2 separate regions of the Homo sapiens genome follow, and region 2 is linked to region 1. A link is a loop called in an ENCODE intact Hi-C map of the cell type or tissue named here. Cell type or tissue: tibial artery. All regions are shown on one strand. Links, peaks and the distances in the headings refer to the core of each region. The heading gives the core; the rest is flanking DNA.

Region 1 (5,687 bases), core at 242-5,241:
CACAAAATTCTTGCTCTTACCGAAGACATACATGGCTTTCCCCAAAGAGACTTTGCCCTATATGTTAAAAGAACGTTGGAAACACTCTCAGGCAGTTACTTTTTATCTTCCTCTAGATCGTTCTGCCTTGCTTCTGGGCCCTGGGCCTGACCCTGTGAACTGCGGGGCTGCTTCCTCTGTTTGCTGGAGGACAGAGGACGGAGATGAGAGTTGTTCCTGCCCACTCCCTCCTTGTTCTGGCTTCAGTGCCAGAGTTCTAGTGGCAGCTGCCTTTCCCTAGGACCTGCATTATCAATGGGGCAACAGTGCCCCAAGAGGGTAAAAGTGGGTTCTTGGGGTAGAAGGGGAGTGGTTAAAAAATTTCAACCCTACCTAATAAAAATTTTATTCCTTAGTTGTGAATTTAACACTTTTTTTTTTTTTTTTTTGACAGAATCTTGCTCTGTCACCCAGGCTGGAGTGCAGGGACAAGATTTTGGCTCACTGCAACCTCTGCCTCCCGGGTTCAAGCGATTCTCCTGCCTCAGCTTCCCAAGTAGCTGGAACTACATACATGAGCCACCATGCTGGGCTAATTTTTGTATTTTTAATAGAGACGGGGTTTCATTATGTTAGCCAGGCTGGTCTTGAACTCCTGACCTCAGGTGATCCGCCCGCCTCGGCCTCCCAAAGAGCTGGGATTACAGGCATGAGCCACCATGCCTGGCCATGAATTTATCATATTAGATAGACTTTAAATTTCATTTCTTTCCTGGAGGGTTGTATAAGGTAGGGCATTAATACATAAAAGAAAAAGGGAGAAACATTGCTCTAGGACAGCAGTCCTCCCCAGGCTTTGGTCCTCCAAGGCTCCAGCTATCGCTGGCTCCTTCCCCATGATGGCAGCCGTAGGAGTGACAAACTGCCTACATTGCTAGTCCCTGGGAACCTCAGCATCCCTTTTTTATTCCTTGGTCATGCCCACACTGGGGTAACAGTGCTTTCACAAAATTCTCCCGATGGAAATCATTTTAATTCCATTTTCTGCTAAAACCCCGGGGATCCAGATTCTTTTTTTTTCTTTTTTTTAAGATGGAGTTTCCCTCTTGTTCCCCAGGCTGGAGTGCAACGGCGTGACTTGGCTCACTGCAACTTCCACCTCCCGGGTTCAAGCGATTCTCCTGCCTCAGCCTTACAGGTATGCGCCACCACGACTAGCTAATTTTTGTATTTTTAGTAGAGATGAGGTTTCACCACTTTAACCAGGCTGGTCTTGAACACCTGACCTCAGGTGATTCACCCGCCTCGGCCTCCCAAGGTGCTGGGATTACAGGCATGAGCCACCATGCCCAGCGACGATCCAGATTCTAACCATCCAATGATGACATGAGCAGTCCACCCCATAGTTTTAAGTCTTAAATTATAGCAGAATAGACTTAGGACACACGAATTCTTTTCCAAACTTAGCAACTAGTATTAATCATGCTGTGATTTCTTTGTATTTCCCATGACTTACATGGTCTTATTTTTTTCTCTCTACTGAATGCATGCGCTTTTAACACTCTATCTTTCCCAAAGTAAAACGCTCAGATGATAGAAGCAAATGACATAGTCATCATACAATGACGGAGAAAAGAAACCAGAATTTTATATTTAAATTTATGATATTTTAGACAGGGTCTCACTTTGTCGCCCAGATTGTAGTGCAGTGGCAAGATCTTGGCTCACTGCAAACTCCACCTCTCAGGCTCAGGCAATCCTCCTACCTCAGCCTCCGGAGTAGGTGGGATTATAGGAGGTGTACACCACCATGCCCGGCAAAGTTTTGGTATTTTTTGTAGAGATGGGGTTTTGCCATGTTGCACAGGATGGTCTCAAATTTCCGGGCTTGAGTGATCCTCCTGCCTTGGCCTCCCAAAGTGCTGGGATTACAGGTGTGAGCCACCACGCATGGTCATGTCGACGTCTTAACTGTCTTGGAAATAATTTGATTTTGTCCAGGTAATTTGGTTCACGCAAAGAAGTTGAGATCGGGGCACATCAGAAAGAGATTCATCTTTTAAAGTGCTTCTTAAATCTACAAATGCAATATATGTAAAAGCTAAAGGTTTTTATATATTTTTCACACATGTAAAAATGTAAGTTTTGCCTTTAAATTCATTTTAGATATGAAATAATCTAGCTGAGAGCATGTAAAGTCGAGGAAAGCTTATTCAGATCCGCTCTAGTTCAGCATGTGGTAAATTCCTAGGTGTTCACAATATTAGTGTACACAAATTCCTTCTCAAGAAAGAAAACCTTGGACAGACCTGGTAGACTAGTATCACTTATGCCTTATAGAGACTTTCTGTCAAAACCAAACAAAAATCTGTCATATCTTTATTCATAGAATAAAATGTGATATTAGGGAACACAACTGTTTCTGGAATGCATTGAAACTGATAGTATTCTATAGATTTTTCTACTTAACAATTACTTATTATTACTATTATTATTATTGTTGTTGTTGAGACTGAGTCTCACTCTATCACCCAGGCTGGAGTGCAGTGGCATGATCTCAGCTCACTGCAGCCTGCACCTCCCGGGCTCAAGCAATTCTCCTGCCTCAGCCTCCCCAGTAGCTGGGATTAAAGGTGCCCACCCCAACGCCCAGCTAATTTTTGTATTTTTAGTAGAGATGGGTTTCACCATGTTGGCCAGGCTGGTCTCGAACTCTTGACCTAAATGATCTGCCCGCCTTGGCCTCCGAAAGTGCTGGGATTACAAGTGTGAGCCACTGCACCTGGCCTCAACTTACATTACTTATTTTTCAAAAACTAGAGAATCCATTAATTTTGGCTTGTTTGAATTTAAAAGTGATTATAATATTTTTGTTAGTTATATATGAGCAGTATTTCACTACAGCTCATCTTAAAGATATTTGATAATTTATCTTCTATTTTTACAGCGAAATGGTCACATTTTTGTCAGTTGACAATAAATTCTTTTTTTTTTTTTTTTTTTTTTTTTTTTTGTAGAGTTGGGGTTTCGCTGTGTTTGGCCAGGCTGGTCTTGAACTCCTGGCCTCAAGTGACCCACCCGGCTCAGCCTCTCAAAGTGCTGGGATTACAGATGTGAGCCACCACACCTGGCAGACAATAAATTCTTGAAAGATTCCTGATACTTTACCAACTTACACATTAAGTTAATCTTCCCATTTTCTTTGTCCAATTAAGTTTTAAAGCAAAATAATATAAATATTTATAGACCCAAATTGTAAACACATTTCAGTTTTGAAGAACAATATAAAGTAAATATACTATGGAATTACAATTAGAAAACCAAGTTTGCACTGATATTTTTAAAACTTCTCTGGGGAACTTAGTTTTTCAACTTAAGGACACAAGTATTAAATTAGAAGGTATTTTCCTTCACTAACGAAAATTTTTGTTTTTTAATTATCTATTCTTGTCTTTCAAATTTAAGTTTTAATGGCGGACCAATTAATGTTGCTTAAAGTTACAACTTAGACAAACAGTTAAAATAGCTTAGCAAATTGTGGTTCTGGTTGTTCTCCTATAGGTAATTAAGAGGGCAATGACTCAAGATTTAAAAAATTAAATAACATGTCCACACAATTTTCTCTGAAATGTTCCCTTCAGATTTTTAAAACAGGTTTATTGAGATATAATTGCCATCTCATAAGCCCCACATACCTGTATACAATTTGACAAGTATTGACATACTTTTGACAATTTTCTATTACGTACATTTTATCTTTTCTTTTTTCTTTTTTTTACACCACCCCTCTCCACTTATTACATATATTTTGACTGTTGTTTTAATATTTCCTTTTAGCTTATATAGCATTAAATCCTTTTCTATCAGTCTGAGCTTTGGAAAGAAATTTTATTTTTTTGGAACAAGATATCAAAGAGTAAAATTGAAGAAAAGTTTAATCTCAAACTCATGGGGGAAAAGACATCACAGGAAATAAATGCTAAAACCATGGCTTTTTTATGTGTTGAATTAAATAGTTATTAAGTTAATTGGTAGATAATTATGAGATCTATTATCATTTAATATAATTAGTATGTAAATAAGGTGATATAAATTATGTTCTGTGAGAAGTTGTCACTGATGGTGATTGTTATCTCTGTGTAAAAGTGAGAAAACCAACAGAAAGATGATGATTATTAGTGGCAAGATTAATGATCATGGGCCTTTTCTAATTCTTATGGCCCAATCTGGTATTTTTCTTCTCCTCATTTTGACTTTACCTATACTTTTTTTTTTTTCCACACAGGCCAGCATATTATTATAGCTCTTTCAAAAATTTTATATTGATTCTTTTTTCCCCAACAGTACTGTAAACTCTTTGATTGTAGGCACTAAATTAATTCCTTTTAGAAAGACTTTTTTTTTTCTTTCTACCATTTGAAGTTTTTTAAGTTGTGTGGTGGAGACTGCTAGTTGCCCACACAGATCCATTCTCTTCTTTCACAGTTAGTCCCATTGTACACAGTTAGGCTAAATTTTACAGTCTCCCTTGTAGTTAGGCATGGCAATAGAAATAGTTCCTCATCAGTGGACTGTGAGAAGAAGCGATCTATCCCAACTCTGGTTCTGTGCCTTAGTTTAATAACGTCACTCCTCCAGATTCCCTTGTTCATTCCCACTAGCTGAAATACACAACACAGAGGACACCCAGCTTCTAACCATGTAGATGATCAAAATGCCTTGGGAAAATTTGGGACCTGAATTATCATGAAGAGCAGACCTTGACTATTGACATGAGCCATTCACTTTGAGACTGTTGCATGAGAAGTAGACACCCTCCTTTATTGTAGAAGGCCCTGTGTTACTGAGCAGCTTTGTTACAGCAGCCCAGCTTTCATAGTAACCAGTATGATGCACTACCTTCCTTACATGCCTAGTTGCTCAGCTGCTCTGTTCCTGCTGACTGCATGTGATTTGTTTACTAGCTTTGCCCTGGTATTTGCAATTCTACTTTCGAGTTTCCTCTCTTTTCCTAGCTTTCCATAAACTCCACGCAGAATTTTAGCTTCTAAGCTAAACTCCCATAATATTTTACCATTTGTTTTTAAATAATAAATTCAAGTCTTCCGTTAAATATTCTTGAGCACCTGCTAAGAGAACTGTTATGGTTTGAATGATGTCCCTCCCAAATTCAGTCTGGACCCCCAGTCTTTCAGAATGTAACCTGATTTGGAAATAGGATCTTTAAAGAGGTCATCAAGTTAAAACACGTACATCAGGGTGGATCCCAATCCAATATGACTGCTGTCCTATAAGAGAGGGAAACAGACACACGGGCAGGGAGAATGCCAGGAAAGATGAAGATAAAGATCAGGGTGAGGCATCTACAAGCCAAGGAGAAACGAAGATTTACCGCAAACCACCAGAAGCTGGAGGAGAGGCATGGAATAGATTCTTCCTCACAACCTTCAGAAGGAACCCACACTGCTGACATCTTGATTTTGGACTTCTGGTTTTGAGAAGTGTAAGACAATGCATTTCTGTGGTTTAAGGCCTCCATTCTATGGTACTTTGTATTACCCTAGCAAATGAATCCAAGCACCTGGAGTATTAATGATAACAAGAGAATGAGTGATAAATTTAGGTTCATAGATAGAACTCCAGAGGCATGACATAATATGCCCAAAGGCAAATGCCTGGTTAACTGAAGGGCTGAATTTGTTGATTCT
Region 2 (5,687 bases), core at 458-5,457, 400 kb after region 1:
GGCAATAAAATAATAACATCAGCTGTGGAGAGAGAAAAAATGAAATAGTTGGAAACCAAGCAAGGTCTGATACAAAAAAATAAATTAAAATAAAATCTGAGCTTTGTAGTTCTCAGACACAGGTATACGGAATAATTACATCAGAGGGTCTTAAAATGCAGATGTCCAGACCTCGAGACCCAGACTGAATCAGGAACTCTGAGGGTCCCTCATGGAGACCACTGTGCACAGCAGAGCATGGCTCTGCTCTAGATTATTTCTTTAAAAAAAAAAATGGAGTCTCACTCTGTCATCCAGGCTAGAGTGCAGTGGTGTGGTCTCAGCTCACTGCAACCACCGCCTCCCAGGTTCAAGCAATTCTCCTACCTCAGCCTCCTGAGTAGCTGGGATTACAGGCACCTGCCACCATACCCAGCTAATTTTCATATTTTTAGTAGAGACAGGGTTTCACAACGTTGGTCAGGCTGGTCTCGAACTCCTGACCTCAGGTGATCCACCTGCCTCGGCCTCCCAAAGTGCTGGGATCACAGGTGTGAGCCACTGTGCCCGGCCAGCTCTAGATTATTTCTAAAGCATTATCAACCCTGTGTGGATTTCTTAAGACCTACTGCCCACCGATCCCACCTGCAGACTTTTTTGCTGATTGACCAAGCTGCCAAGAGTTGAGGTGAAACTGAAAAGAGGAAGGGTAAAAATAACCACAAAGACAAAAATTGAAATAAATGACAAATGAATGAATACTGTATTAAGAAAAGTGTAAAGCAATCTCTCTACTGGGTGACATAAACTATTGTCTTCAAATTATTTTTACTACCAAACAAGGTTATAGGTTTAGGGTTTTTTGTTTTGTGAGGTTTGTTTGTTTTTTTTTTTTTTACAAGCAAAGAAAAAATGAAATATTATCTTCAAAATGTACTTTCCTTGAGTCTGTGTGGCTATTCATTATTCAAGATAACATCACACAGAGCAAATGAAAAAGAGCTGATTGTGAAAAATTATCTGTGAGAATCCTACTGGGAAGAAAAGTCCACGTGAAGAAAAATTGTAAAGGGTTTAGAGCTCATAAAGAATCAACTGAAATAATGTTCAGTGCAAAATTTATCATGTGATAAAAGTTTATGATCATGTGTAATACTCAAAATAAATGGAACAAATCAATGTCAGTATACCTGCTTTCCTTCCTTCCTTCTGTAAGAAGTCTGTACTCTCTTCTGGACATTCCTGCCAGCCCGGCAGGGTCTGTGGCCCTGTGACCTCAGCAGCTGGCCTCTCCCTCCCTCCCTTCTCCTTCCTGTCCTGTCCCTCCACACATCCACACATCTGGATGCCCCTCAGGTCAAGCAGCGGCCTGGCTAAGCAGCCAGAAACAAGGCTTGGATTCCACAGGGCTGCAACTTGGGTACAGCTGCAATAAACTTATCTGCTAAAGGAAGTCAAGACTCAAGTTCAGGGAAACCCTGGTCTGAACACCTAGTCCAAAGGGCTATAGAGCTATAAGTGTGTTGTCAGGCTTCTGCCAGTCAAAACAATAGAAAATTCAGGAGCAGGCCGGGCACGGTGTCTCACGTCTGTAATCCCAACACTTTGGGAGGCCGAGGTGGGCGGATAACCTGAGGTCAGGAGTTCGAGACCAGCCTGACCAACATGGAGAAACCCCTTCTCTACTAAAAATACAAAATTAGCTGGGTGTGGAGGTGCATGTCTGTAATCCCAGCTACCCAGGAGGCTGAGGCAGGAGAATTGCTTGAACCCAGGAGGCAGAGGTTGCCGTGAGCCGGGATAGCACCACTGCACTCCAGCCTGGGCAACAAGAGCAAAACTCCGTCTCAAAAAAAATAAAAAATAAAAGAAAATAAAAGAAAGTTTGGGACTGAAAGGAAGGTTCTGAGAGTGCAGCTCTTTGGTGGTGGCAGGTTTCTGAATGGGCTGGTGGCAGGATGGGACACCTACCAGGTAAGTCTTCCCCTGTCTTCCTGTGTCTCAGCACTGACCATGTTACTGCCTTACTGGAAAACCTCAATGCCCCTCATTCCCCATCCAATAAAGGCCCCTCATGTTCTGGCACTATGTTTCCTTTCCAATCTTATCTCCCATTATTCATTCATACAAGCCCTGAACAAAATTTGTTAAGTTCCTAATGTATGTCAGTTTCTTAAGTGCTAGAGTCAGAGATGATCAGAAGCACTGTTTTCATCTTCCCAAAATCCACAACTAGAAGGCAGGCAGTCCAGAAACCAATCACTTGGGTGTCTAACAGGCGTCTTGAAATTACATGTTCAAAATTGATTTGATCTTCCCTCTCAAACCTGTTCTTCCCACAGCCTTTCCCACTTCAGCAAATGACAATGGTCTTCCTTCCATTTCTTCAAGTCAGTCTTGGAGCCACTCTTGACTCCTTTCTCTTTCTCTTACAGCTTGTTTCAGCAAGTCCAGCTGGCTCTGCCTTCAAAATACAACCAGGATCTCATCACCTCTCACCAACTCACTGCCACCACCATGACCCAAGCCACCATGCTCGTTTCCTGGGTTACTGCTCTAGCCTCCAAACTGTCTCCCAGCTTCCATCCCTGCCCCTCTATAGTAAATTTTCAACATGGCAAGCAAAGCAATCCTTTATATTTTAATATAAGACAGGTCACGTCTGTAGCCTACCTGCTCAAAATCTTCCACTGGCTTCTCATCTCATTCAAAATGAAAGCCAAAGGCATTCAGGTCGTGTCTAGGACCATGCATCCTCTGGCCCCCACTTCTTTTCCCATTAAAAGTACTTATTGTACCACCACCACTCTCCCTCCTCTCACTCTGCTCCCACGGGTGTGTTTCTCAAACACCATCATGTCCCACCTCTGGATCTTTCCTCCAGCTGCTCCCTCTGCCTGGAATACTCTTCCCTAGGATAGGCTCATGGTTCACTCTCTCACCTCCTTTGGGTCTCTGCTCAACCATCACCTTCTGAGAGAACTTCTCCAACCACCTTGCACAAAATAACACTATCTTTCCCAAGCACTCCCTACTTTCCTTACTTAATCTGATTTATTTTTCAACATTGTACTTATTTTCATTTGACATACCTTCTATTTGTGTTATCTGTTCATTGTTCATCTTCCCCATTTGAATAGAAGACACAGGAGTTCAGAGACTTTGTCTGCTTTCTTCACTGCTGTCTCCCCTGCACTTAGAAGAGTGCCTAGCATGTAGCGTGCTCAGTTAATACATATTGAATTGATTAGTTAACTAGCATGAATAGAGAACTGTTTTCTTTTCCTTCCAATTCCTGGATTCAGTAAAATCCTATTCATTTAGTAAAATCCTACTTGTCTTTAGTCTCAGTTTAAAGGTCACCTCTTCAAAAAGCTATACCTGACTCACCCTAGAGAATTTGGTTCCTCTGGCGTGTGCTCGTGATACTTCATTTGCTGGATGGAACATGAGTGAATGGAGTGGTGGCATTCCTGTCGGCCTCCATCTGCCAGTGTGTCATATTTCCACCTCTATTACTCATCATGGTTCTTCTGGCAGCCAGTGACTAAACCAAGTCACACAGCCAACTTGCTTTCAGAACATGAAGTTCCACTTCAGTATTAGGCTACTGTTGAGTCTCCCCCTCACTCCATCCCAGCTTGTACTACCCAGCCCTCCTCCTGGCCCCAGGCAGGGAGCTCATTCCACAGTTCTTCACTCTTTCCCCTGACAGCCCGACAATTCCTCCCTTCACCTTCCATAGGTCTTTTCCCATGAATTTCTTAAATGAAACATAGTGAGGTTATTGTTCACTATATTGGCTTGCTTATAGACATTTTAGAAAACCTCATATTGCATACTAAGATAGTCACTTAGATATGTACAAATATGGCATTTGAAATGTTCCTACAGAATTCTGGGCAACAAGCTCATGGTCCCTAAAATGATCCACTGTGAAATCAATGGTGACTTAACACTTTTTATCTCCAGTTCTTTTGCCAGAAGCATAACATATTACAAGTTCAACAAGAGCCACTTGATGAGCATGGTAGCCATGCCTGTAACCCCAGCACTTTGGGAGGCCAAAGCAGGAGAATCGCTTCAGGCCAGGAGTTCAACATAGCAAGACCCCATCTCTACAAAAACAAAACAAAACAAAACAAAACAAAAAACCATTAGCCAGATGTGGTGGCCCGCACTTGTAGTCCCAGTTACTCAGGAGGCTGAGGCATGAGGATCACTTGAGCCCAGGAGGTCAAGGCTACAGTGAGTTAAGATGGCACCACTGCACCCCAGCCTGGGTAACAGAGCCTTAAGACCCCATATCAAAAAAAACAAAGAACATTTACTTAACCTCAAAATCCGTCTCTCTAAAAGAATAGTTCATCAATGAATCAATCATTCAACATCTAATGTGTACCCAATGTTGGGTTATATGTTTCTCTTATTAGAGGAAACCAACACATGTGAAACAATGGACAGTGTAGTGGACATCACATGATTTGTTCTGCACAGAATCTGTTTTCCCTTCTGGTTTCCCTTCGGGAAAACACATGTCTCCTCCACTCTCAGTCCACTTGTTTTGGGTAGAATTGAACCTATGTTCAGTGTACGAGTAAACAGCGATCCAAGCCTGGCCAGTCAGAGCATCCCAGCCATGGCCACAGTAATTGGCCCAGGGATGGGCATATAATCCAAACCAACCCAATATGAGTAGATTCAAATACAGTATAGTAGTTAAGCAGAAGACTACCTGGGTTCAAATCCTAGCTTCACTAATTACCAGGTGTAAGAACTTGGCAAGTTATCTGCTCTTTGATGGCTCCAGTTTCTTGGGTAGGAAATTGGGAAAATAATTTCTAGCCATAGGATGGTGAGACAGTTTAGGTAAGACGATAAAGGCAAAGTGCTTAAAACCATGCTTGGTACATATTAAACTTTCCATGAATGCTAATCAACTCCATTTTTGGAACTTTTATGAAAGAGGATCTTTCTTCTGGGGCCATCTTGCTAACACATGGCAAGAGCCTGCCTAAGTCAAACCATAGAGGAGAAGCAGCTTAGGAGAAGTGATGAATCCTGGCCACATCAATTGAGTCCCAAGATCTAGATGTGCCTGATATCAACTACCCCCTGGACTTTTTGTTACGTGAACAAATACATTCTCTTTTTTTCTGAAGTAGGTTAATTTGGGTTCCTGACTCTTGCCTGAAAGAGCTCTGCCTAATACAGGCAGTGGTTCTAGGCAATGTGTAATTAAGCGCTAAATGGGTTTCATAAACAGCAGAAGAGAGCAGAATGAGGCAAGTTCAATATGGGCTACTGTAAGTAGTGAGGACAGGGATGGGGGGAGTTCACCCACCTCAAATTCTGCCAGCTCTGGCAGCTGTGTCAGAAAATATCTGGGGAGTAATTGAGATATCATTGTCCCAGAAGCAGTATATTTGTTGATCAAAGAAAACTCACCTTCTAGAAAAAATAATGCCATTACAGAGGTTTTTCTTTAGCACAAATCTCTCGCCTCCCCTCATAGCTAGAATCTAGCACTCTATCTTTTGTCCATGTGGAAATGACAACTTCCAAACCTGCAAAAATGACTCTTTCCAATAGAGTGAAGAAAGGCCTTTGGTTTTGTATCTAATAATCATGTTAGCTGGATGTAACTGACACTTTCAGAAACGACAACTTCAAAGTGATTCCTTCCAGGAAATTAGAAGGCACAGAAA

Evidence for each region. A loop is a pair of places that touch in the nucleus more often than their neighbours do. Peaks named below come from ENCODE experiments on the same cell type or tissue, not always from the same donor. Only the 100,000 strongest peaks of a DNase experiment are listed, where the experiment ranks them.
Region 2: a loop joins it to region 1, with 2.5 times the contacts of the local background. A loop is called at or near these places in 19 of 110 quality-filtered maps.

What each region holds. Positions count from the first base shown.
Region 1 is chr2:215,442,390-215,448,076 of GRCh38, forward strand. No RefSeq gene overlaps it. Among named protein-coding and RNA genes, the nearest start is that of FN1, 9.2 kb to the left of the region's middle. In tibial artery, for the core only: no CTCF peak of the experiment used is centred there; no DNase peak of the experiment used is centred there.
Region 2 is chr2:215,840,255-215,845,941 of GRCh38, forward strand. It overlaps LINC00607 (long intergenic non-protein coding RNA 607), which reads right to left and starts at 3,282. Exons shown (of 10, transcript NR_037195.1): 1 at 3,072-3,282. In tibial artery, for the core only: a CTCF peak has its summit at 3,365; a DNase peak (open chromatin) is centred at 3,507; H3K27ac peaks cover 2,888 bases.